Linked DNA regions of Homo sapiens: region 2 is linked to region 1. The links are chromatin loops, found by intact Hi-C in ENCODE. Cell type or tissue: IMR-90. All regions are shown on one strand. Each heading gives the region's core, and the rest is flanking DNA. Links, peaks and the distances in the headings are about the cores only.

Region 1 (12,627 bases), core at 3,915-6,414:
GGTTGTGAGCCTGTACTGATGCCTGTACCTCCAGTGCCGCCCCGCAGGGTTTATTCCTGCCCCTTCCTTATCAGTGACTTTTCTTCAACTGTGAGGACCCCAACTCAGTAGCCACAATCAGCTTTTCCGCTTGATCTTGGCACATGCGTAAATCGGGCTCAGACCTGCTGACTCCGCAGGGGACACATCTCCTGCCCGAGCCTGGTGATGGTGTGCTGTCCTCTGAGGTTAGTTTTACAGTAACAGTCAAAGTGCTATTTTCTGAAGTCTCTTAGGTTAGTTCTTCTTTCAGAGTGGTGATGTCATCGTCACAGCTCTGCATATTTGCTGTTTGTATTTCATTTTGTGTTCATGTGCGCCCTGTTTTGTTTTCACGGTTTCTTTTTCTTTTTCTTTTTCTTTTCTTTTTTTTTTTTTTTCGAGACAGAGTCTCACTCTGTCGCCAAGTCTGGAGTACAGTGGTGCGACCTCGGCTCACTGCAACCTCCACCTCCTGTGTTCGAGCAGTCCTTCCACCTCGGCCTCCCGAGTAGCTGATAACTAGAAGTGCGCCACCACGTCTGGCTAAGTAATGGTTTGTTTTTTGAGTATGAGAAACCTGACCATGGTTCTAAGAGAGACATACGAAAAGATGTATGTGGAAGTGTCATGTTCCCTCAGCTCTGCCAGCCCTCTCCCCTTCCCGCTTTCTTTGCATTCTCTGTACATATGCTGGTTGGGGGTTGAATTGTGTCTCCCCACGAAAGATGTTGAAGTCCCAGCTCTCAGTACCTGTGAATGTGACCATATTTGGAAATAGGGTCTTTGCAGGTGATCAAGTTAAGATGAGTTCACTTGGGTGGGCCCTAATCCAGTATGACTGTGTCCTTATAAAATGGGGACATTTGAACAGACAGACATGTGTAGAGGGAGAAGGGCAGACGTCCTGAAGGGAAGACACAGGGAGAAGATGACCACCCACAAGCCAAGCAACGCCAGAGGCTGCAGAGGCTGGAAGAGGCGCAAACAGACCCTCCCTCCCAGCCTCAGGAGGAACCAGCCCTAGTGGCACCTTGATCTTGGACTTCTTGCTTCCAGGACTGTGAGAGAATAAGTGTCTGTTACTGTAAGCTACCGGGTTTGTGCCACGGGGAGTTTAATACACACCTCCTGTAGGTAACCAAGCTGTGGGGTTTGAAGGCCGGGTACAGTGGCTCATACCTGTCATCCTAGTGCTTTAAGAGGCCAAAGTGGGAGGATTACTTGAGTCCAGGAGTTCAAGACCAGGCTGGGCAACAAAGAGAAACCTTGTCTCTATTTTTATTCTTTTTTAAAAAGAGGCCAGGTATGGTGGCTCACGTCTGTAATCCCAGCACTTTGGGAGGCCAAGGTGGGCAGATCACTTGAGGTCAGGAGTTGGAGACCAGCCTGGCCAACATGGTGAAACCATGTCTCTTTTAAAAATAAAAGCCAGGCATGGTGGTGCGTGCCTGTAATCCCAGCTACTAGGGAGGCTGAGGCAGGAGAATCGCCTGAACCCAGGAGGCAGAGGTTGCAGTGAGCTGAGATCATGCCCCTGCACTCCAGCCTGGATGACAGAGCGAGACTCTGTCTCAAAAAAAAAAAGAGAAAGATACGTTCGCGTCCTCATCCCTGGTACTTGTGAGTGTGAGCTTATTTGGGTCATTTCAGATGTATCAGGTTGTGATGAGGTCACACTGCATGGGGGTGGGGCCTAACTCCAGTATTCCTGGTATCCGTATAAGAAGAGGGAAATCTGGACACAGCCAGGACTCACATAGAGAAGAGCTTGCCATGTGACAAGAGACAGAGCCTGGAGGGTCTGCAAAGCATGAAACACCAAGGATGCCGGCTACTGCCAGAAGCTGGGGAGAGGTGCGGGATGGACTCTCCCTCGGCACCTCCAGTGGGAAGCACCGCTGCCCAGAACCTGGGACCTTTTTTTTTTTTTTTTTGAGACAGAGTCTCGCTGTCTCACCCAGCCTGAAGTGCAGAAGTGCGGTAGTGTGATCTTGGCTCACTACAGCCTCAACATCCTGGGCTCAAGTGATCTTCCCACCTCAGCCTCACAAGTAGCTGGGACTACAGGTGCACACCACTACACCTGGCTAGTTTTTGTGTTTTTTGCAGAGATGGAGTCTCACTTTCTTGCCCAGGCTGGTCTTAAACCCCTGGGCTCAAGCGATTCTCCTGCCTTGGCCTCCCAAAGTGCTGGGATTACAGGTGTGAGGTTGTGTGCCTGGCTCAGAACTGTGGACCTTTTTGAAACTGCCTAGTTTGTGGTGCTGTGTTTCAGTAGTCCTAGGAAACAAAATACACAGTCACATCAGTTTCTGGTTTATCCTTTTTGTGTTTCTTTTACACAAATGGTGAGAAACACTGATATGCTCTGTGGGCAGGTGTTGGCACTTGGACACTTCCCTCCTGTGCCCCCAGGGCTGGCTGTGCTTTGGAAGGAGGCACAGAGACTTCAGCACCCTGGTTTGATGTAGACTGTTCGCGAACTCCTCTAATGCCAAATACCATTTAATTCCAGAAGAAATGTCCCGGGATTTTTTTTTTTTTTTTAACTGTACGAATAAAGTGAACAATGCAATTACATGGGCCCAAATAACTGGATGTTTACATGGTTTGGAATTTGAATACTTTCTGAATTGTGGTAGATGTTTTTAAGGTATCTGCATAGAGATAAAGACAGGCTAGGGTTGGCCGGGCATGGTGGCTCACGCCTGTAATCCCAGCACTTTGGGAGGCCTAGGTGGGTGGATCACCTGAGGTCAATAGTTCGAGAGCAGCCTGACCAATAAGGTGAAACCTCGTCTCTACTAAAAATACAAAAATTAGGCATGGTGGCTGGTGCCTGTAGTCCCAGCTACTTTGGAGGCTGAGACAGGAGAATCGCTTGAACCCAGAAGATGGAGGTTGCAGTGAGCCGAGATCACTGCACTCCAGCCTGGGCGACAGAGCGAGACTCCATCTCAAAAAAAAACAAAAACAAAAGGCCAGGTTTGTGCTGTTTGTAAGTCCAGGAATAAGCCTAAAGAATAGGCAAGTTTTGGCTGGGCACGGTGGCTCATGCCTGTAATCCTAGCACTTTGGGAGGCTGAGGTGGGCAGATCGCCTGAGGTCAAGAGTTCGAGACCAGCCTGGCCAACATGGTGAAACCCTGTCTCTACTAAAACTACAAAAATTAGCTGGGTGTGGTGGCAGGCGCCTGTAAACCCAGCTACTCGGGAGGCTGAGGCAGGAGAATCGCTTGAACCCGGGAGGTGGAGGTTGCAATGAGCCGAGATTGCACCATTGCACTGCAGCCTGGGCAACAAGAGTGAGACTTCATCTCAAAAAAAAAAAAAAAAAAAAGGCAAGTTTTTGTACCTTTTAGGAGTATGAAAGTTGATATGTTAATTTTTTTTTTTTTTTGAGACAGAATGTTGCTCTGTCACCCAGCCTGTAGTGCAGCGGCACGATCTCGGCTCACTGCAACCTCCACTTCCCAAGTTCAAGCCATTCCCCTGCCTCAGTCTCCCGAGTAGCTGGGATTACAGGTGCCTGCCACCATGCCCGGCTAACTTTTGTATTTTTAGTACAGATGGGGTTTCTCCATGTTGGCCAGGCTGGTCTCGAACTCCTGACCTCATGTGATCCGCCTACCTCAGCCTCCCAAAGTGCTGGGTTTACGGGCGTGAGCCACCGCACCCCTGGCTGATATGCTGATTTTTAAAACCTTGATTCCTGGATATTCTGTTGTCTTTCCTTTCTACTTGTTACAAATTTGTGAAGAACAGGAGAGGCTCCCAGTTAGATGCGGTTCATTTAGGCTTAGACTTTGACACGGCGTGGCTGGCTGGCCACATATCCTTGACACCATCACGTATTGCAAATCTACTGACCAAGGCAGGGTCCTGGTATGTGGTCCCTGGGGTCAGTGGGTGTTGGTGTTGGGTCGGTCCAGTCCTGTGTTGGAGTGAAAGTGTCTGGTTTCTGGGCCTGCGTCGGTGAACTGCGTGCGGCTGGGGACACATTGGCTGCTTTCCTCCCTCGCTGGGCTCTGCCGGCAACTTTCTCAGCCCACTGGACTGAGCAGGAAGTTACAGAAGACAAGTCTCCTTCTTAGTTAGAAGGTAGAACCCATCGTCAGCTGTTTTTCAGTTTTTAAAGTACACAAATTTTTTTTAAAAAATCTGTTTTGGATGAAAAAGCAATGGGAAAGAATCAACTTTTAGAAGATGAGACAGTTTCAGAATATTAACATTTAAATATTTGGATCCCTTTTGGGAGGATTTTTTTTTTGCTTGACTGTCAAGAGCAAAGAAGTGTGGCCCATCGGGGGCTTCTGCAGGGGCTGCGAGGGTCGAGACAGGTTTCAGTTTGGTAGGTTGATGCGAGGTGTCACCCGTGAGGCGAATGTGGGAAGTGCTGTCAGCAGGCATCTGCCAGCTGGGCATGGTGGCTCACGCCTGTCATCCCAGCTCTTTGTAAGGCCAAGGCGGGAAGATGGTTTCAGCCCAGGAGTTCGAGACCAGTCTTGGCAACATAGCAAAACCCCATTTCTACAAAAAATTTTTTAAAAAATTATGGGGGCATGGTGGTCTGTGCCTGTGGTCCCAGCTACTCGTGAGGCGGAGGCAGGAGCATTGCCTGAGTCCAGGAGGTTGGGGCTGCAGTGAGCTGTGATCGCAGTGACAGAGCGAGACCCCCTCTGAAAAGAAGGCAGCAGCCCACCCCCTCCAGTTTCGCTTCTGCGGTTCTGAGAAGACACAGTATCTTACACTGATGACATCTGTGAGGGCTCCTTGCCAAAACCACACCCTGACACTGTGGCATTTGGTCCTGTGGATTTCTCTTTCAGCAACAGCCCGACTTAGAGATGTCCACGCTAGCTTCTGCTAGACACCCTTGATGGGACGAATTACCATATTGTTTCTCGTGTCTTCCTAATTCTCATTCTTTCTGCATATTTGTCTTTTCAGGAAAACCAATTCTGTGTCCTCGGAGGACCACAGCCCAGTTGGGCCCCAGGCGAAACCCAGCCTGGAGCTTGCAGGCAGGACGACTGTTCAGCACGCAGACCGCCGAGGACAAGGAGGAACCCCTGCACTCGATTATCAGCAGCACAGAGAGCGTGCAGGGTAGCCTTGGCTCGTGCTTTGGTCTGGGAGGGCTTTTTGGTTCACTGCTGTGCGTAAAGGGGCATTTTCAGGGTGGAGGCAGTGATTGGTAGAGCCACCGCCTTAGGTGTGAAATCAGAAGGTCTTGGCTGTAGGGAGTGCTGCGCCCTCCATTTCTGTCCCAGCGAGGGACTTCTGCCAGTGTCGGGTGTGTCTTGCCCCCTCTGGTGGCCACCCGTGAGTTTGCCGTCCGGCACCTCCCCTGAGTGGTGATTCATGGCACATCTGCTAATAATCATGGAAGCGGGAGGGGAAACTCAGCATTGGCCCAGTCTGCGCAGGACCGAATTCTGGAGCTGTCTTTTCATTCCCTCTGAAGTATAAAAAAGCAGTCTTTGGAGCCAGTCCTGAAGTGGCTCCATTTCTGGCTTTTAAGTGGGTCGACAAGAGTAGAATCTTTGAAGTTAAAAAGAGAAGTGAGGTTTTCTTGTTATTTTGATTTCTAACTAATTAATTTGGAAACCGCTTTTTTGAAGAATATAGTCCAGGCACAGTGGCTCACACTTGTAATCCCAGCACTTTGGGAGGCCGAGGCAGGAGGATTGCTTGAGGCCAAGTGGTCGAGACCAACCTGGGCAAGATAGACCCTTTCTCTACAGAAAAAAATTAAAAAGTTAGCCAGGCATGGTAGCACACACCAGTGGTTCCAGGTACTTGAGAGGCTGAGGCAGGAGAATCGGTTGAGCCCAGGAAGTTGAGGCTGCAGTGAGCACGATCCTGCCACTGCATAGCAGCCTGGGCAACAGAGCCAGATCCTGCCTCTAAAAAAAAAAGAAAGAACATATAATCTGGTTCTTAGAGGCAGTCCAGTTCTCGTAACCATGCACATTGGGAAACCAGGCTCAGCATTCCCTCGACATAGCCCGAGGCATGTCTGGCCTCAGCAGTGGGAGGATTTGTCCTGCCCTGAGACCTCCTTTCTGAGAGACTTTTTGTTTTGTTTTGTTTTGAGACAGGGTCTTTCTCTGTCACCCAGGCCGAGTGCTGTAGTGCAATCATGGCTCACTGAAGCCTCGACCTCCCTGGCTCAAGTGATCCTCCCACCTCAGCCCCCTGAGTCACTGGGACCACAAGTGTGTGCCACCACCGTCAGCTACTTTGTGTATTTTTTGTAGAGATGGCGGGATCCCTCTGTGTTGCCCAGGCTGGTCTTGAGCTCCTGGGCTTAAGTGATTCTCCTGCCTTGGCCTCCCAAAGTGCTGGGATTACAGGCATGAGCCATGGTGCCCAGCCAGACTTTGTTTCTGTCTGCTTCTTTCTTTTTGTTCATGATCTTAAATGTGTGGGAGGCCGAGGCGGGCCAATCATGAGGTCAGGAGATCGAGGCTATCCTGGCTAACATGGTAAAACCCCGTCTCTACTAAAACTACAAAAAATTAGCCGGGCGTGGTGGCAGGCACCTGTAGTCCCAGCTACTCGGGAGGCTGAGGCAAGAGAATGGCGTGAACCCGGGAGGCAGAGCTTGCAGTGAGCCGAGATCGTGCCACTGTACTCCAGCCTGGGTGACAGAGCGAGACTCCGTCTCAAAAAAAAAAAAAAAAAAAAGTTTAAAACTCATAAACTTAAGCTTTCTTTGGAATGTGACGTAGCGTATTCTTGCACAAAAATAGAAGTTAAACTTTGTTGGTTGTGTCTGTGTTTCATTACTAGGTTCCACTTCCAAACATGAGTTCCAGGCCGAGACAAAGAAGCTTTTGGACATTGTTGCCCGGTCCCTGTACTCAGAAAAAGAGGTGCGTTCCCTGCTAACCATGCCCGATGCTAGCAAAGTTTCTTTTCACAAAGCTGGTTTTTATGCCATTCTGGAGAATTGCCAGATAATATATTAGCTGTGAGAAAGCATTAAACTTTGGACAGGTCCTCATCTTAAGCTACCAGTGAGAGGAGTTTTACCAGAATCTGTTTTGGTTTCCTGGATAAGTGTATCCAGATGGTTCTTTGGGCTGGATCAACTCTGGGAATTAATTGAATTTTGCCAATAATTTTAAAAGTTCCCGAAATACAGGCCTGGTGTGGTGGCTCATGCCTGGGAACTCAGTGCTTTGGGAGGTCGAGGCAGGAGGATCACTTGAGCCCAGGAGTTTGAGACCAGCCTGGTCAACACAGCAAGACTCCGTCTCTACAAAAAATTTAAAAAATTAGCCAGCTATGGGGGCACTGACCTGTGGTCCCAGCTACTCAGGAGGCTGGGGTGGGAGGATGACTTGAGCCTGGCAGACTTTGGGGCTGCAGTGAGCCATGATTGTGTTACTACACTGACCTGCACAACAGAGTAAGACCCTCTCTCCAAAAAAAAAGTCCCCCAAATCCTAGCGTGCAGCTCTGCTGAATTCCGTCTCTGTGGAGCTTTGGATACGCTCTGAGGCCCCTTTGCCTGGTGGGACTACCTGCAGGTCTTGGCGGCTTTGGCTGCCGGAGGAAGAAGGTTCCCCAGTCCTGTGTGTATGGAGCAGGGAGGAGTTACTGAGGAAATTAAAACGCATTTGGGGCCAGGTGCGGTGACCCACACCTGTAATCCCGGCACTTTAGGAGGCCAAGGTAGGAGGATTGTGTGAGTCCAGGAGTCTGAGACCAGCCTAGGCAACGTGAAGAGACCCCATCTCTATTAAAAAAAACCCCGCAAAACTCATTTGGGGTGACAGGACAAGGAAAAAGAAAGATGAAGGCCACCATCGTTGACATGCTGATTATTGCTGGAAGGCAAAGGAGAGTCCTGAAGAAAGTTTGTAAAGCAGCAGATTTCAAAGCTCAGAGGGCCTTCTAGGAGCTGTTTCCGGGTTTCGTACTGATGAGTGCTGCATTCCTGACTCCCAGTGACCTCCAGCTTCCGCCCAGATCAGCCACCGCTTCCTCTTCACCTATGTGCTCTTGCGGACTTAATTTTTCTATTTTTAATTGTGTGGGTTTTTGTTTTTTTTTTTTTTGGTTTTTTAATTTTTTGGAACAGGGTCTGGGTCTGACGCCCAGGCTGGAGTGCAGTGGTATGATCTCGGCTCGCTGCAACCTCCGCCTCCTGAGCTCAAGCCATCCTTCCTCCTCAGCCTCTGGCTGATATTTGTATTTTTTTGTAGAGACGGAGTTTTGCCGTGTTGCCCAGGCTGGTCTTGAACTCCTGGGCTGAGGTGATCTGCCTGTTTCAGCCTCCCAAAGTGCTGAGATCACAGGTGTGAGCCACCACACCCGGCCTCTCTCACTGATTTTAAATGGAAGGTCTGTTTGAGGTCAGTGTGCTTTTCAGCTCCTGAGGGACAGCTGGGCCCTGAGGCCTGTTTTTCTCCGGGTGTGGTAGACCTGGTGTTTGGTGGTCCCCACTAGATGAGATGAAGCTAGGGAACCTGTTTTTGTGGAGTAGGAGTGTATTAGTCCATTTTCACGTTGCTGATAAAGACATACCTGAGACTGGGCAATTTACCAAAGAAGGAGCTTTAATTGGACTTACACCTCCATGTGGCTGGGGAAGTCTCACAGTCATGGTGGAAGGCAAGGAGGAACAAGTCCCGTCTTACATGGATGACAGCAGGCAAAGAGAGAATGAGCAAGACACAAAAGCAGAAACCCCAAAAAACTGTCAGATCTCATGAGACTTACTCACTACCACGAGAACAGTACTGGGGAAACGGCCCCCATGATTCACTTATCTCCCACCAGGTCCTTCCCACAACACGTGGGAATTATGGGAGTACAATTCAAGGTGAGATTTTCGTGGGGACACAGCCAAACCATATCAAGGAGAAATGGATGTTTGAGTGATATGCCGTCATCCCTGTGCAGGAGTTGGGAAAGAAATTGTTCCTCGCAGGCCTCTTTTGTTTGTTTTTTTGAGACAGAGTCTCTCTCTGTCGGGGCTGGAGTGCAGTGGTGCCATCTCGGCTCACTGCAACCTCCGCCTTGTGGGTTGAAGCGATTCTCCTGCCTCAGCCTCCTGAGTAGCTGGGATTACAGGTGTGTTCCATCACGCCCAGCTAATTTTAATATTTTTAGTAGAGACTGGGTTTTGCCATGTTGGCCATGCTGGTCTTGAGCTCCTGACCTCAAGTGATCCACCTGCTTCAGCCTCCCAAAGTGCCTGGATTACAAGCATGAGCCCCCAACCCCAGCCAGAGGGCTCTTCTTAAAGTTATAATTAACAGATGGACACGTAACTTCAGGCTTGATTAAAAATCCTGAAAAGGGCCAGGCACCGTGGCTCACGTCTGTAATCCCAACACTTTGGGAGGCGGAGGCACAACGATCACTTGAGCCTGGGAGATCAAGACCAGCCTGGGCAACATAGCGAGACCCTGTGTCTATAAAAATTTTAAAACAATTAGCTGGGTGTGGTGCATGCCTGTGGGCCCAGCTACTTAGGAGGCTGAGGTGGGAGGATTGCTTGGGTCCAGGAGGTTAAAGCTGCAATAAGCCGTGATTGCAGCCTCCAGCCTGAGTGACAGAGTGAGACTCTCAAAGAAATCCTGAAAGGAAAGTCAGCACCTTCAGTCACTTTGTGACCGGCCCAGAGGAACTGCCTTTGACTAAAGCAGAAACTCTTTATGCTTTGAGAATTGACTATTCTCCTCTACCTTTTAACAGTTATTGGAAGTGCAGCTGACCAGATAGATCCTGCAGGATGAGTGTCCTTCATTGTCTGTGCCTCCCATTTCTATTCCTGTAGGTGTTTATACGGGAGCTGATCTCCAATGCCAGCGATGCCTTGGAAAAACTGCGTCACAAACTGGTGTCTGACGGCCAAGCACTGCCAGAAATGGAGATTCACTTGCAGACCAATGCCGAGAAAGGCACCATCACCATCCAGGTACCTCCCTCAGTGTCCAGGCGTGTGGCAGGCCCGGCCATGCAGCAAGGACAGGATCCGCCTTCTAGTGATGTCTCGGGTCCCAGGGACGTACTGGCCGTCCGTACCACCAGGATAACTCTGGCTATAATTTAGTGTTACAGTAGCACTCATTCATTATAGAAAATTTTGGAAAAGCAGGTAAGCAGAAAAGAAGAAAATTTGAAATCACCCCATCATCCAGCAATAACTACTGGTAACATCTTAGCATATGGCCACACAGGGTTTTGGTATATGCAGGTATTAACATATCTAAACATATCTTATTTTTAATGTACTCTTTTCATATTTTTAACTGCGTTTTCCCCTCAAAATGCCGACGAAGCAGTGCTGTGGCTGCTGCTGTAGCCTTGTGGAAATTTTAAGGCTGAAAAGTTAGGCCAAAGAGGATCAGGTAGGGGCCCTGAGAGACATTGCATCCAAAGACAGCTGCCTCAGGACCTGTCATCCCAGGGTCACGGCGTCATTGCGGGGGTGTCTGTCTCTGTGGAGAGGTGGACAGACTGGCCTCGGTGGGATCTGAGTATTCCCTTTTAGGGTGCTGGCTTGCTCTGAAGGTCATGCCACATAAATGAATGCAGGCACGCGTGAATGAATGGACTTGTGAAGGGATGGCTGTTTTAATTAAAGGAGGGGCTTTTGTGAGGTGTCAGCTTTACGCACTCCCTCTTGGGTTTAGAGAATCCAGACTGAGCCCCGTGGTACGTGCCAGCTGTTTGTCATAGCCCTTGGTCATAAGGATTGGGTGGGGAGTGGGTTTCTTCTCTCCCTGCCTTTGCTGAGCTGGCCTGGCTGTGGAATGGGCCCTGTGGGCAGGGCTGCAGCGCCCTGTGCTTTCCTCCTGTTTTCAGCACAGAGGTTCCTTGCAGATGATTGAAAATGGATGTGCTGGGGCAAGGGGTCATGGGGACATGATTCTTGGTCTTTAGCAGAGGGGCCAGTCCTCATGTGCCAGTACTTCCTGGTACTAAGACCATTTATGTTACAATAATGATTTTTGGTTTTGTCTTTTGTCTTCTTTTTTCTTAAAGAACAGTTCTAGATTTACAGAAAATTTGAGCAGGTAATTTAGAGCTCCATTATATCCTTTGGGACCCAGTTTTTCTATTCTCAATAGCCGATGGGAGCGTCATGGTCCATTTGTTTCATCTTTTTTCCTTTTTTTTGGAGACAGAGTGTGGCTGTGTCGCCCAGGCTGGAGTGCAGTAGTGTGATCTCAGCTCACTGCAGCCTCCGCCTCCCAGGTCCAAGCAACTCTCGTGCCTCAGCTTCCTGAGTAGCTGGGATTACGGATGTGTGCCATGATGCCCAACTAATTTTTGTATTTTTAGTAGAGATGGGGTTTCACCACGTTGGCCAGGCTGGGCTTGAACTCCTGCCCTCAAGTGATCTGCCCGCCTTGGCCTCCCAAGTGTTAGATTACAGGCATGAGCCACCATACCCAGCCCATTTATTACAATTAATTAACTAATATTGATAGATTATTCTTACCTAAAGTTTTAGAAAAGGAAGCTTTCTTGTGGGGTCTCAGAGGTATTATGCCATTCCATCTCATCTACTGATATCTCAGCTACATTGCTTTTTGTTATTTTTAGGGGATTTTCTAGGGAATAAAATATGCAGCCTTAATTTATCACTGTCTAGCTTGAATTGATATTTAACACTTCATTGTAAGAATCTTACAACAGTATCATTCCGGTGGCAAAATCATCTTTTTCTTTTGATGTCAAATATTTTATGTATATACCTGTTGTAAACCCTCACAAATTCCTTTTTATTTTTGTTTGAGACAGAGTCTCATTTTATTGCCTAGGCTGGAGTGCAGTGGTATGATCTCACCTCACTGCAGTGAGGCCTCTGCCCCCCGGATTTAAGTGATTCTCCTGCCTCAGCCCCCCAAGTAGCTGGGTTTACAGGCACATGCCACCACACCCGGCTAATTTTTGTATTTTTAGTAGAGATGGGGTTTCACCATGTTGGTCAGGCTGGTCTCAAACTCCTGACCTCAAGTGATCTGACTGCCTTGGCCTCCCAAAGTGCTGGGATTACAGGCGGGAGCCACCGCGCCTAGTCTCACCATTTCCTTTTAAAATCACATTGTGCGGGTCGCCTGGCAACAGATGATTTCTGTCTACATCTGAAAAATCTATAGTTTTTTTTTTTTTTTAGTAAATATTTTAGAACAGATTTCAATTTTCAGAAAAATTTTAAAGATAGTACAGCGTTGCCATCTACTCCAACACCCAGCTTCCCTTATGATTGAAACCTTATGGCCGGGTGCAGTGGCTCACGCTTGTAATCCCAGCACTTTGAGAGGCCAAGGTGGGCGGATCACCTGAGGTCAGGAGTTCAAGACCAGCCTGGCCAGCACGGTGAAACCCCATCTCTAATAAAAATACAAAAATTAGCCAGATGTGGTGGTGTGCACCTGTAATCCCAGCTGCTCAGGAGGCTGAGGCAGGAGAATTGCTTGAACCCGGGAGGCGGAGGTTGTGGTGAGCTGAGATCGCGCCATTGCACTCTAGCTTGGGCAACAAGAGTGAAACTCGTCTCAAAAAAAAAAAAAAAGAAATGTTAGTATATTACATTGGTTACAGTTAATCAACCGGTATGGATATATTATTCTTA
Region 2 (12,627 bases), core at 6,393-8,892, 260 kb before region 1:
ACCAAAAACCATTCTGGGAGGCGTAAGAGCTGTGACGCGGCTCTGACAGCGACCTCCCCGTGCTGATGGTCACTTTGTCCCCACAGGTTGCCAGAACCTGATGTTTTTGCTGTTCGTGGTGTTGGATGGCTGCAAAGGGGTGACGGCGGTTCAAGCAGGCTTCTGACTTGTCCGTCGTATCCCAAAACCGGCGTTTTTTCCACACACACTGGCTGAAGCTTCCTACCTGTGGGCTTGGGAGCTTGCTAGTCACAGAATAAGGAAATCCACAGGTGTTAAAGAATCCGTCCATTCCAAAAGCGTGGATGGTTTTTTTTTAATCATCATGTTTTCTAGAAATTGCTCGGTTTTTATTTCTTTCCTCCCCTCTAACCCTCTTCTTATCCGCATTTTCCCATCTTCTCTTTTCCAGAAGACGAGAACCCTGTGGAGAGGGAGACTCCAAGTTTCCCTTCAGTTCACAGGAAGAGAGTTGCCGTGCAGGAGCCTAATTGTAAATTTGAAAAAATTAAAAACTGCTTATGCTCTGTCAATTACCAAAACGAGGAAGGACTGTATCTGTGAAATACGTATATATTTTTTGAGATGGAGCCCCGCTCTGTCGCCCAGGCTGGAGTGTAGTGGCGCGATCTCGGCTCACTGCAACCTCTGCCTCCCAGGTTCAAGTGATTCTCCTGCCTCAGCCTCCCAAGTAGCTGGGACTATAGGCACAGGCCACCACGCCCAGCTAATTTTTGTATTTTTAGTAGAGATGGGATTTCGCCATGTTGGCCAGGCTGGTCTCGAACTCCTGACCTCAAGTGATCCGCCCACCTCAGCCTCCCAAAATGCTGGGATTACAGGCATGAACTGCTGTACCCGGCCTGGTTGTTGCATTTTAATGTACTGAGCCAAGCACCAGGCTCCAGGGACACTGCTACTAGGTGGCCTGTCCTTGGCTCTGATGCAGGCGCTTCCAGGAAGAATGGGCTGCAGCTCTGTGCAGCCTGCCTGTGCTGGGCCAATGTCAGCTCCCCTTGCTCGAACAGGATTGGCCAGAACACGCCCTGTGCCTGCGAGCAGCCTTGAATGCCACTGGGGATTTGAGGTTTAGGCGTCCCGTTCCTTGAGCAGGAACCTCTGCAGAAAGGCAATTAGAAGAACAAAGTGCCCTCTCCCTGACGGTCTGTCTCCCTCACACCAAAAAGGAAGGTGAAGCTTCCTTTTTAAGGAGACCCCTTTTTAAGAACCACGGGGTAGCTGTGGTGGTTCACGTCTATAATCCCAGTGCTTTAGGAGACCACAGTGGGAGGATCACTTGAGCCCAGGAGTTTGGAACCAGCCTTGGCAACAGGGGTTGGAGGCTGCAGTGAGCTATGATCATGCCACTGCACTCCACCCTGGGCAACATAGTGAGACCCCATCTCTACAAATGATATAAAAGGCACCTGGGGGTGGTGGTGCGTGCCTGTGGTCCCAGCTATTCAGAAGCCTGAGGCAGGAGGATCGCTTGAATCCAGGAGTTCAAAGCTGCAGTGAACTGTGATTGTGCCATTGCACTCCAGCCTGGGCACCAGAGCGAGACCCTGTCTCTTAAAAAAAAAGAAGAAGAAGAAACATGTATGAGATAGAGCGCTGCAAATCTGGTTCCAACTTTCTCTGTGATTTTGCTGGAATTTGTTCAACACTGAGCTCACAGACAGCAGTGAACCAAAACTTGTTTTCTTTGGACTGCTTTGAGCAAAAATAGAAGAAAGGGGCTCATTTTTTTCCAGTGATTTTTTATTTTTCATCAATAGTGCAGATCCAAAGTAAGTATTTATTCACTGGCCTGATTTCCCAATCTTTTAACTTAGAAGTATGATTGCCAGTTTCCTAGGTTTTTAAGAATACGCTGAAAACAAGCTGCCAAGCTTAGGAGCCGAGAACCATAGAAAGTTCTGTCCATGTGCTTGGATCAGATTTCCAGCACAAACTGTGATGTGTACATCGCTTAACTCGGAGTCTGACTTTTGTTAGCTGTTGTTGGATGAACAGGTGTGTGCAGCGGATGAGTAACATGATACAAAGAGAGGTTGTACTTCCGCTGGGAGGAGAATGGGCATTTGGGTTTTTGTTGTTGTTGTTGTTTAATTTCAGCCCAACTGTTTAGAAAGAAAATTCTTGCTGTCTTTACCACTTTGTGCTGCACAGGGAGGTGGGAAGGAGGATGTTAGACGTGCGTATTAACAAATGCTCTTATGGCTACATTTTTTGGTCCATGCAAAAAAAAAAAAAAAAAAGTTCGTCTTTTTTTTATCCAGTTATCAAACTTGTGTAAAAATAAGAAAGTATATCCTTAAATAGAATTGTGCCCTGGAAGGAACCCAGATGGCTCTCTTGAGATTAAAATAGTCATCCCAGCCGGGCACGGTGGCTCATGCCTGTAATCCCAGCACTTTGGGAAGCCAAGGCAGGAGGACTGCTTGAGGCCAGGAGTTTGAGACCAGCCTGGCCAACATGGTGAAACCCCCTCTTTACTAAAAATAACAAAAATTAGCTGGGAGTGGTGGTGGGTGCCTGTAATCCCAGTGACTCGGGAGGCTGAGGCAGGACAATCACTTGAACCCAAGAGGCGGAGGTTGCAGTGAGCCGAGATCACGCCATTGCACTCCAGCCTGGGCAACAAGAGCGCAACTCCGTCTCAAAAAAAAAAAAAAAAAAACTTAGGGACATCATTCTCAGTTTTTTTTAAAGGGTACTAGTTTTAGTTTTGATTTACCAATTTATGTTTCCGAGACGTTTTTTCAATGAAGTGAGTCACTTTTGAACTATTGTGAGGCACTCATTCTAATTTCATGGCTCTCAGTTTACAGGAACATAACATTTGATGCCAATGAAATTCATTAGAATTCTGCGCTATCCTGTGAACTGCGTGCCCATCTGTCTTGTATGTGTTTCCAGGGGTGGCTTACAATGGTCTTCGCCATGTACTGGATGGACGTGTACTTATTATGAATCCTCACACCCTGAGACCCAAGAGGATCCCTCGTAAAACAAGGCCATATCTGATTTGGATTAAAATCCCCACGGAGAACCTGATGTCACCCAGGAAAGTGCACGTCTCCTTGCGTGCTCTTGAGAAACGGTTGAGAAAACAGTCCTTCCAGCTCAGTAAATACCATTTTCTTTCTGTCTGCTCACCACCCTTGCATTTGCAATAAACCTGACAAAAACTTCCAGAGCGAAAATAAGAATGTTCATATTTGAAGGAGATGTTGGCAGACGGCCACAGACTTCAAGTACGCAAGCTCATTCCGCTCTTGCTTTTCTGCCAATAACTCCTTGGCCTCCGCGCACTCTGCACAGGCGGGGCCTGAGGACGGATCATGATCGTGTCCGATGATCACGGACCCGCCGGAGACTCTCAATGGAGAGGCGATGAGTCACAGCCAAGCGAACTTTCTCTGCTCCTGAACAAATTGCTTCTCCTCGTCGTCCCACTCCAAACCTAGAGGTGGGACAACCCCAGCATCCTGGGCGTGAACGCACCCAGCTTGATTGTCACATGGGGAATAGAGACCTCGCGCCTGCCTGGCATAGGCCAACCCAGTAATGTTCATTTAAAGCTGGCTTTACTAGTCCTTCTTCCACAATGAGAGGTGACCCTTCACTTCACCGAGAAAGGAAGGAAGAAAGGTAGGTGCAGGGAGGAAGTGGTGGGGCGAGGGGAGATGGCCTGAGTGGGGGTGAGAAGGAACGAGAAACAGGAAGGAGTCAAATGCCTTTACTGCTTTTAAAGTGGATTTGACGGCCAGTAGGATTACAGGCCGGGCGCGGTGGCACACATCTGTAATCCCAGCACTTTGGGAGGCCAAGGGGCGTGGACTTGAGGTCAGGAGTTCAAGACCAGCCTGGCCAACATGGTGAAATCCTGCCTCTACTGAAAAATACAAAAACAGGCAGGGTGTGGTGGCACACACCTGTAATCCCAGCTAGTCAGGAGGCTGAGGCACAGGAATCGCTTGAACCCAGGAGGCAGAGGTTGCAGTGAGCTGAGATCACGCCACTGTACTCCAGCCTGGGCGACAGAGCGAGACTCTGTCTCAAAAAAAAAAAAAAAAAAAAAAAGAATTAAGTTCGTCTCACCTTGTCCAAAAGCCATGGACACAGTTGAGATCACCTCAGGAGACCAAGGGACCAGCTCAGCAAGGGCAGGCCCCTCCCCACAACAACGGGTCCTGGAATGTTCCAGAAACATTTTAAAAATTGTGTTGTATGATATTTGTCAACGAACTCAGCCTCTACTGTCCCCACTCTTCTCCTGGTTGGCTGGACACAGCCGGACCCTTGGAAAGTGGGTGGGGGTAGGGAGAGTGGTCCCAGGAGTAGGGCCAAGGGCGGGAGGAAGGGGCTGATGACAGAGGCTATAAATAGCCAGGCAGCTGCTTGGCAGCTGGTGCAGGGAATTGTCTGGACGAGGGGATGGCGTCCAGGAAGGGAACAATGAAACGGCACCGGTCAGAGAGCAAACAGAGAAGGAGGCGGTGGGGTGAGGGCGCAGAGTCGCTCTGGTCCTTCCTCCCCGACTGGTGTGACCCTGCGCTTTTGGGGGCGCAGAGGGGAACCCTGGACAGCTCTGGAGGCAGCAGAGGGAGCCTCGTGCTTCACCTCCTTGGCCCAGAACCCACATCTGGCTCAGGACTGGACAAAAGAAAGACAGCCTGTCACCTAAGCTTTTGCATCGGAGGAGTCTGCCTGCTGGGGCGGTCGTGTTGTTTGCGCGTCAGTGTGGGCAATATTTTTAAACCCTTTAAGTTTTTGTTGGGGTGCAACTTCCATCAGTAAAGTGCACGTAGCTCGGTGAGTTTTCACACACTGATGCACCCATACAGCTATCACTCCGAACAAGATATACGACGTTTCTAGACGCTCAGCAGACTCCCTTTGCCGCCCAAGGGTCACCTCTGTTTCCATCACTGTCATCCTAGATTGCGTCTTCCTTTTGACTTCGGGGTTGAGTCATATCACAGAAATCATGCAGTAAGGACCGTTCTGTGTCTGGCTTCTTTCACTCATCAATCCGCCTAGGAGATTCCTCCCTGCCGTGTGCAGCAGAATTTTGTTTCTTTTCATTGCAGCATAATATTTCATCGCGTGAAGAGGCCATGATTTCTCCGTTCCGCTGAGGATCGATTGAGCTGTTTCCAGTTTGGGGCGCGATGAACAATGCCGCAGTGAGGATTCTTGTCAGTGCTGGCGTATCTCATGATAGGTTTGGAAATAAATTCTGATGGGAATTAAAACTGGTGTAACCTCTATAAAGGGCCATTTAGCAAGAACTGTCAAAATGTAAAAAACATGCGCCCTTCTGGGAATTACTTCTACAGATCTGCCCGAACATGCAAAATGTCTCATGCACCAGGTTCTTCTTTGCAGCATTTGTTTGCAAAAGCTGAGGTGTAGCAACAACCTAAATATCCATCAATAAATATTTATCCATCCATAGACTAGAATACCAGGCAGCCACCAGAAGGAATGAGAAAGCTCGGTACCAGCAGGACCTCCAAGTTAAGTAAAAAAGCAAGATGCTGAACAGTACATATAGTTCTCCACCATGTAGATTAAAAAGGGACGGAATACATTTGCTTGTATTTGCATAAAATATCTATGAGTATAGTCAAGAAATAGATAATATGATCTATGTATGCGGGATGCGGGGAAGGAAGATGTTTCCGTGTATATTCCTTGGTAATCGTTGAATTTTAAGCCATATGAATGCATTGTCTACTCAAAAACTCAATTTATTGTGAAAAGACTAAAAACCACTGAACTGTACACATTAAAATTCTATGGTATGTGATTTAGATCTCAGTGAAAAATATATATTGAGGATGGGCGAGGTGGCTCATGCCTGTAATCCCAGCATTTTGGAAGTCTGAGGCAGGTGGATCACTTGAAGTCAGGAGTTTGAGACCAGCCTGGCCAACATGGTGAAACCCCGTCTCTACTAAAAATACAAAAATTAGCTGGGCGTGGTGGCGAGTGCCTGTAATCCCAGCTACTCAGGAGGCTGAGGCAGGAGAATCGCTTGAGCCTGGGAGGAGCCAGAGGTTGCAGTGAGCCCAGATCACACCACTGCACTCCAGCCTGGGCAGCAGAGCGAGACTGTCTCAATAAACAACAACAAAAAAAATTACATTTAAAAAAACTTAGGCTATGGGGCCCAGCGTGGAGGCTCACACATGTAATTCCAACATTTTGGGAAGCTAATGCCGGAGAATCGCTTAAGCCCAGGAGTTCAGGACCAGCTTGAGCAACAGTGAGATTCCATCTGTATATTAAAAAAAAAAAAAAAAAAATTAGCCAGGCATGGTGTTGCTCACCTGTAGTCCCAGCTGCTCAGGAGGCTGAGGTGAGAGGATCACTTGAGCCTGGGAGTTCGAGGCTGAGGTGAGAGGATCACTTGAGCCTGGGAGTTGGAGGCTGAAGTGAGCCATGAGGGCGCCACTACACTCCAGCCTGGGTGACAGAGTGAGAGCCTGTCTTTAAAAAACATATAATAATAATAATAATTAATAATTAAACAAATAATAAGGCTTAGACTAAGAGGGAAGGCAGAGCACACTCAGGTGCATTCGGCCTTCTGGATGCTACCAGGGAATGCCAGACCTCCGGGAGAAACAAGAACCCACGTGTTCTCAAGGCGCCCAGCCCAGCCCAACCTGTGGCCCTCCAGAAACTGTCGTGGTCATCCTCCATTCACCTGTCTGTTCATTCATCAACTCACCCTTCAGATAGCTGCAGAGGACCTATGATCACCAGGAATCTCCCCATGAGCAAACTATGGGGCACTGGGAAGACGGTGGCCACAGTTAGAGGTGGGAGCCGCACAGGCAGATGGAACCGCAGTGGCCGCAAGCCCTGGAGGATCTTCGGCCGTCCGTGCTGGCTTGGAAGCCCTCCTGGGTTTCTTTACACGGACTTAGGGCTTTGGGGACTCTGGCTGGGGTGACCTCGACCTGTGCCGAGCCTCCAAAGATTCCTGTAGGCGCTGCACCCCGAGCGGAGACTGCAGCTCGGCCTCCCTGCGTCTGCACTGCCTCCCCTGCTGCAGGGGTGTCCCCAAGGGCCTGGGCCGTGCTCCTCCTACCGCAGCTCCTGGTCCTGGCGCCTCCTCCATCCAGAGACACAAGTGGCCCCTACGACTCCAGCACCAGACCTGATCTCAAGCACCAGGCAATACTCATTAAATCAAAATGTGCTAGAACCGGAAGGAATAAATCTCACTGTGATGGATTCCTGGGGTTCCAACAACCCCTCAGCAACCAGTATATTAATTCTAATAAAATGTTCTAAAATTCAGTAAAATGCAAGGAATCCCATTTTCCAGGAAGGCATATAAAGGCTCAGGCATATGTAAGGCACAGAGGGAGTGACGGCCAACCTGGGAATTAGACTAAGGTTTCTTTCCTCTCTGTGCCTTGATAGAGAATCCACCTCAGTTCCAGAACTTGCATCAGAAACAGGGTCCTCTTCCCACACCCCACTTCTCGGGGAGGGCTCAAGCCGCATCTGCCTCTGGAAGCAGATATCCGTGACTATTATGACTCCTTGGAAGGCAGCCAGGCATGAGCCTGTGGCTTACATTCCTTAATGCTCAAGCACATTCCTTCGTGTTCAAGTATACGTGTGGTTGGCTCGAGCACAGAAGCACAGAGCTGAGCAAAATATTCAGCGCCTTTTTCAGAGAACCCTGGCTGGTGCTGGTGGATGTTCCTGCCCCTTCCTCCACCATGAACATTTTTAAAAATTAAGGTGAGTCTGGGCACAGTAGCTCATGCCTGTAATCCCAGCACTTTAGGAGGCTGAGATGGGAAGATCCCTTGAGCCCAGAAGTTTGAGACCAGCCTGGGCAACACAGTGAGACCCCATCTCTACAAAAACTAAAAAATTAGCCAGGCAGGGCATCGTGTGCCTGTAGCCCCAGCTACTCAGCAGTCTGAGGTAGGAGGATCACTTGAGCCCAGGAAGTTGAGGCTTCAGTGAGCCATGTTTGTGACGCTGCACTCCAAAAAAAAAAAAAAGAAAAAAAGAGGCCAGGCACAGTGGCCCACACCTATAATCCCAGCACTTTTGGGAGGCTGAATTGGGTGGATCACCTGAGGTCAGGAGTTCGAGACCAGCCTGGACAACATGGTGAAACCCCATCTCTACTAAAAATACAAAAATTAGTCGGGCGTGGTGGCAGGTGCCTGTAGTCTCAGCTACTCGGGAGGCTGAAGCAGGAGAATCGCTTGAACCCAGGAGGGGGAGGTTGCAGTGAGCCGACATGGTGCCACTGTACTCCAGCCTGGGCGACAGAGTGAGACTCCGTCTCAAAAAAAAAAAAAAAGAAATATGAAATGTCCAGAAAAGGCAAATCTATAGAGACAGAAAGATCAACGGTTGCTGGGGCAAGGGAGGAGAACTGTCACAAGTTGAGAGTAAAATTTTTAGGATGGTGGAGATGTTCTAAAAATTGGATCATGTTGGTTACATGACTCTACAAATTTACTAAAAGGCATTGGTTATACATTGAGAGTGGGTGAATTTTACTATATGTAACTATATCTAAAAAACATTGTAAAAATAAAAAAGTAACCTGCAAGGTAGTAAGGCCGAGATGAAACAGTTGGCAATAGGATAATTATTTTGTAAGTTGGGTGATGGGTAACAGGATTCATTATACTATTATTTTGGTTTATATTTGAAATTTTTCATTATACTAAGTTTAAAAAATTAATACTTGCTCCTCTGTGCTTCCAAACACCAAAATACATGTGATCCCATGAAATCCCAAGCACGCTGTATTGGTGTCATTTACAAGCCTGCCTTTCTACCGAGTTAGTGAGTTTCCTACAGGCCGGGATGGTTTCCCATTATTTGCTGCTTTTTTGTATTTCTTCCAGGATCTGACTTTGAAGCCTGGCAAATAGATGTTAATTGAATAAGTTATTTAAGTAAAATGGGGAGAGGAAAAAAAAGAAATATCTAGTAACATACAAAAGATCGTTTTCCAAAAGCTAACTCAAGTTTCTTGAAAGGAAACCTTTCCAATTCTCAGAGCTTTGAGAGACCATCTTACTTCCATGTATGTTTGGCTGTTGCTTTTTTGTTTGTTTTTGGAATGTCCTGCTTTAGGGAGAGCTGCCATCAGTAGAAGCATGAGGAATGGATCCCTTGTTCTATTTTTTAAAAAATAATTAAAGAACTCTAAATGAAGATAATGTTGAAGAAAATTGGATTCTTCTTCTTCTTCTTCTTCTTCTTCTTCTTCTTCTTCTTCTTCTTCTTCTTCTTCTTCTTCTTCTTCTTCTTCTTCTTCTTCTTCTTCTTTTTTTTTTCAGATGGAGTTTCACTCTTGTCTCCCAGGCTGTGGGTGCAATGGTATGATCTCAGCTCACTGCAACCTCCGCCTCCCAGGTTCAAGTGGTTCTCCTACCTCAGCCTCCCGAGTAGCTGGGAGTATAGGTGTGCACCAACATGCCCAACTAATTTTTTATTTTTTAGTAGAGACGGGATTTCACCATGTTGGCCAGGCTGGTCTCAAACTCCCGACCTCAGGTGATCTGTCCGCTTCAGCCTCCCAAAGTGTTGGGATTACAGGCATGAGCCACCGCCCCCAGCCTGGATTCTTCTTGATTAATTTTTTTTTTTTCCTGAGATGGAGTTTCGCTCTGTTGCCCAGGCTGGAGTGCAGTGGTACAATCTCAGCTCACTGCAACCTCCACCTCCCAGGTTCAAGTGATTCTCCTGCCTCAGCCTCCCGAGTAGCTGGGACTTGAGGCCTATGCCCCCACGCCTGTCTAATTTTGTATTTTTAGTAAAGACGGGGTTTCACCATGTTGCCCAGGCTGGTCTCAAACTCCCGACCTCAAGTGATCCACCTGCCTCAGCCTCCCAAAGTGCTGGGATTACAGGTGTGAGCCACCGCGCCTAGCCAACATTTTGTAATGTCTCAAAGTCCTCATTGGGGGTCTCCTCTCCCATCACATTGAGATAGGAAGTGGGACTTGATTCCTGATGCAGACCAAATTGACGACCAGCTAAAACAGGGACTGGGTGGAAGCAGATTTTCACAAAACACGCCCACCAGTGCACCGGGTCGGTTTACCGCGGCCATGGCAACATCTGGGAGTTACCACCCCTTTCCATGGCAATGACCCAGCACCCAGAAGTTACCTCCCTTTTCCTAGAGTCTGGATAATCTGCCCCTTAATTTGCATGTAATTAAAAGTGGGTATAAATATGATGGCAGCACTGCCTCTGAGCTGCTACTCTGGGCACACTGCCTATGGAGTAGCCCTGTGTGGCAGGGAGCAGTCCCTCTGCTGCTGCTGGACACTGCCGCTCCAATATAAGTTGCTGTCTAACACCACCGGCTCGCCCTTGAATTCTTTCCTGGGTGAAGCCAAGAACCCTCCCAGGCTAAGCCCCAATTTGGGGGCTCACCTGCCCTGCATCAACATTAACATAGAAAATACACTTATTTGAGTCTGTTCTGATAAATTTCCTGTTTTTTAAAATATGTGATTTTTGTTGCCAACTGACAGGGAGAAACAGGAAAACTTTGAAGAATCTTCCAGATTTGCCTAACGCAGATGTGCATGACCTGACAAGATAGATGTGCCATTTGGACCCTTTCAAGAGCAGACAGAATGGAAGGGAGGTAATACAGATCAATTACAGATGTGGGTTGCTTTATTTTTTTTTTTTTTATTTTGAGGTGGAGTCTCGCTCTGTTACCCAAGCTGGAGTGCAGTGGTACAATCTCATCTCACTGCAACCTCCGCCTCCTGGGTTCAAGTGATTCTCCTGCCTCAGCCTCCCAAGTAGCTGGGATTACAGGTGTGTGCCACCACGCCTGGCTAATTTTGTATTTTTAGCAGGGACGGGGTTTCACTATGTTGGCCAGGCTGGTCTTGAACTCCTGACCTCAAGTGATCCGCCCAACTCGCACTCCCGAAGTGCTGGGATTACAGGCGTGAACCACCGTGCCCAGCCTGTGTGTTGCTTATTGACACCTGAGAAAGTCGACATAAGGCAATTCCGTCATTGTGTGAACATCACAGGGTGCACTTACACAGACCTAGATGGCACAGCCTACCACACACCTAGGCCACATGGTGTAACCTATTGCTCCTACGCTACCAACCTGTACAGCTTGTTACCCCACTGAATACTGTAGGCAACTGTAACAAAATGGTAAGTGATTGTGTATCTAAACACTTCTTTATCATTATTATTATACCTTAAGTTCTAGGGTACATGTGCACAATGTGCAGGTTTGTTACGTAAGTATACATGTGCCATGTTGGTTTGCTGTACCCATTAACTCGTCATTTACATTAGGTATTTCTCCTAATGCTATCCCTCCCCCCTCCCCCCACCCCATGACAGACCCCAGTGTGTGATGTTATCTGCCCTGTGTCCAAGTGTTCTCATTGTTCAATTCCCACCTATGAGTGAGAACATGCAGTGTTTGGTTTTCTGTCCTTGTGTTAGTTTGCTCAGAATGATGGTTTCCAGCTTCATCCATGTCCCTGCAAAGGACATGACGTCCTCCTTTTTTATGGCTGTATAGTATTCCATGGTGTGTATGTGCCACATTTTCTTAATCCAGTCTATCATTAATGGATATTTGGGTTGGTTCCGAGTTTTTGCTATTGTGAATAGTGCCGCAATAAACATACGTGTGCATGTGTCTTTATAGTAGCATGATTTATAATCCTTTGGGTATATACCCAGTAATGGGATGGCTGGGTCAAGTGGTATTTCTAGTTCTAGATCCTTGAGGAATCGCCACACTGTCTTCTACAATGGTTGAACTAGTTTACACTCCCACCAACAGTGTAAAAGCATTCCTATTTCTCCACATCCTCTCCAGCATCTGTTGTTTCCTGACTTTTTAATGATCGCCATTCTAACTGGTGTGAGATGGTATCTCATTGTGGTTTTCATTTGCATTTCTCTGATGACCAAACACTTCTAAACATAAAAAATGCACAGCACAAATACAGTATAAAAGATTAAAAATGGGCCGCACAGTGGCTCACGCCTGTAATACCAGAAACTTGGGAGGCCAAGGCAGGTGGATCACCTGAGGTCAGGAGTTCGAGACCAGCCTGGCCAACATAGTGAAACTCTGTCTCTACTAAAAATACAAAAATTAGCTGGGCATGGTGGTGGGCACCTGTAATCCCAGCTACTCAGGAGGCTGAGGCAGGAGAACCGCTTGAACCTGGGAGGCAGAGTTTGTGGTGAGCCGAGATTGCGCCACTGCACCCCAGCCTGGGCAACAGAGTGAGACTCCATCTTAAAAAAATAAAGATTAAAAATGGCACACCCGTATAGGGCACTTACCATAAATGGAGCTTGCAGGACTGGAAGTTGCTCTTGGTTAGTGGGTGGGTGGTGAGTGAATGTGAAGGCCTCAGACATGACTGTCCACCACTGTAGACGCTATAGACACTGTATACTTAGACCACACTAAGTTTATTTCAAATTTGATCTTTTGGCTGGGCACAGTGGCTCACGCCTGTAATCCCAGCACTTTGGGAGGCCAAGGCAGGTGGATCACGAGGTCAGGAGATCGAGACCATCCTGGCTAACACGGTGAAACCCCGT

The links. Hi-C counts contacts between places; a loop is a spot of excess contacts. Peaks named below come from ENCODE experiments on the same cell type or tissue, not always from the same donor. Only the 100,000 strongest peaks of a DNase experiment are listed, where the experiment ranks them.
Region 2: a loop joins it to region 1, with 5 times the contacts of the local background. A loop is called at or near these places in 5 of 110 quality-filtered maps.

Annotation. Positions count from the first base shown.
Region 1 is chr16:3,683,329-3,695,955 of GRCh38, reverse strand. It overlaps TRAP1 (TNF receptor associated protein 1), which reads left to right. Exons shown (of 18, transcript NM_016292.3): 2 at 4,971-5,129; 3 at 6,819-6,901; 4 at 9,820-9,960. Among named protein-coding and RNA genes, the nearest start is that of TRAP1, 28 kb to the left of the region's middle. In IMR-90, for the core only: a CTCF peak has its summit at 5,341 (motif pointing left); a DNase peak (open chromatin) is centred at 5,375.
Region 2 is chr16:3,941,302-3,953,928 of GRCh38, reverse strand. It overlaps TRIDDENT (TRIM28 interacting DNA damage repair enhancing non-coding transcript), which reads left to right and starts at 3,485. Exons shown (of 2, transcript NR_120311.1): 1 at 3,485-3,657; 2 at 5,100-6,320. It also overlaps a transcript of ADCY9 not described here. In IMR-90, for the core only: no CTCF peak of the experiment used is centred there; a DNase peak (open chromatin) is centred at 7,588; H3K27ac peaks cover 1,314 bases.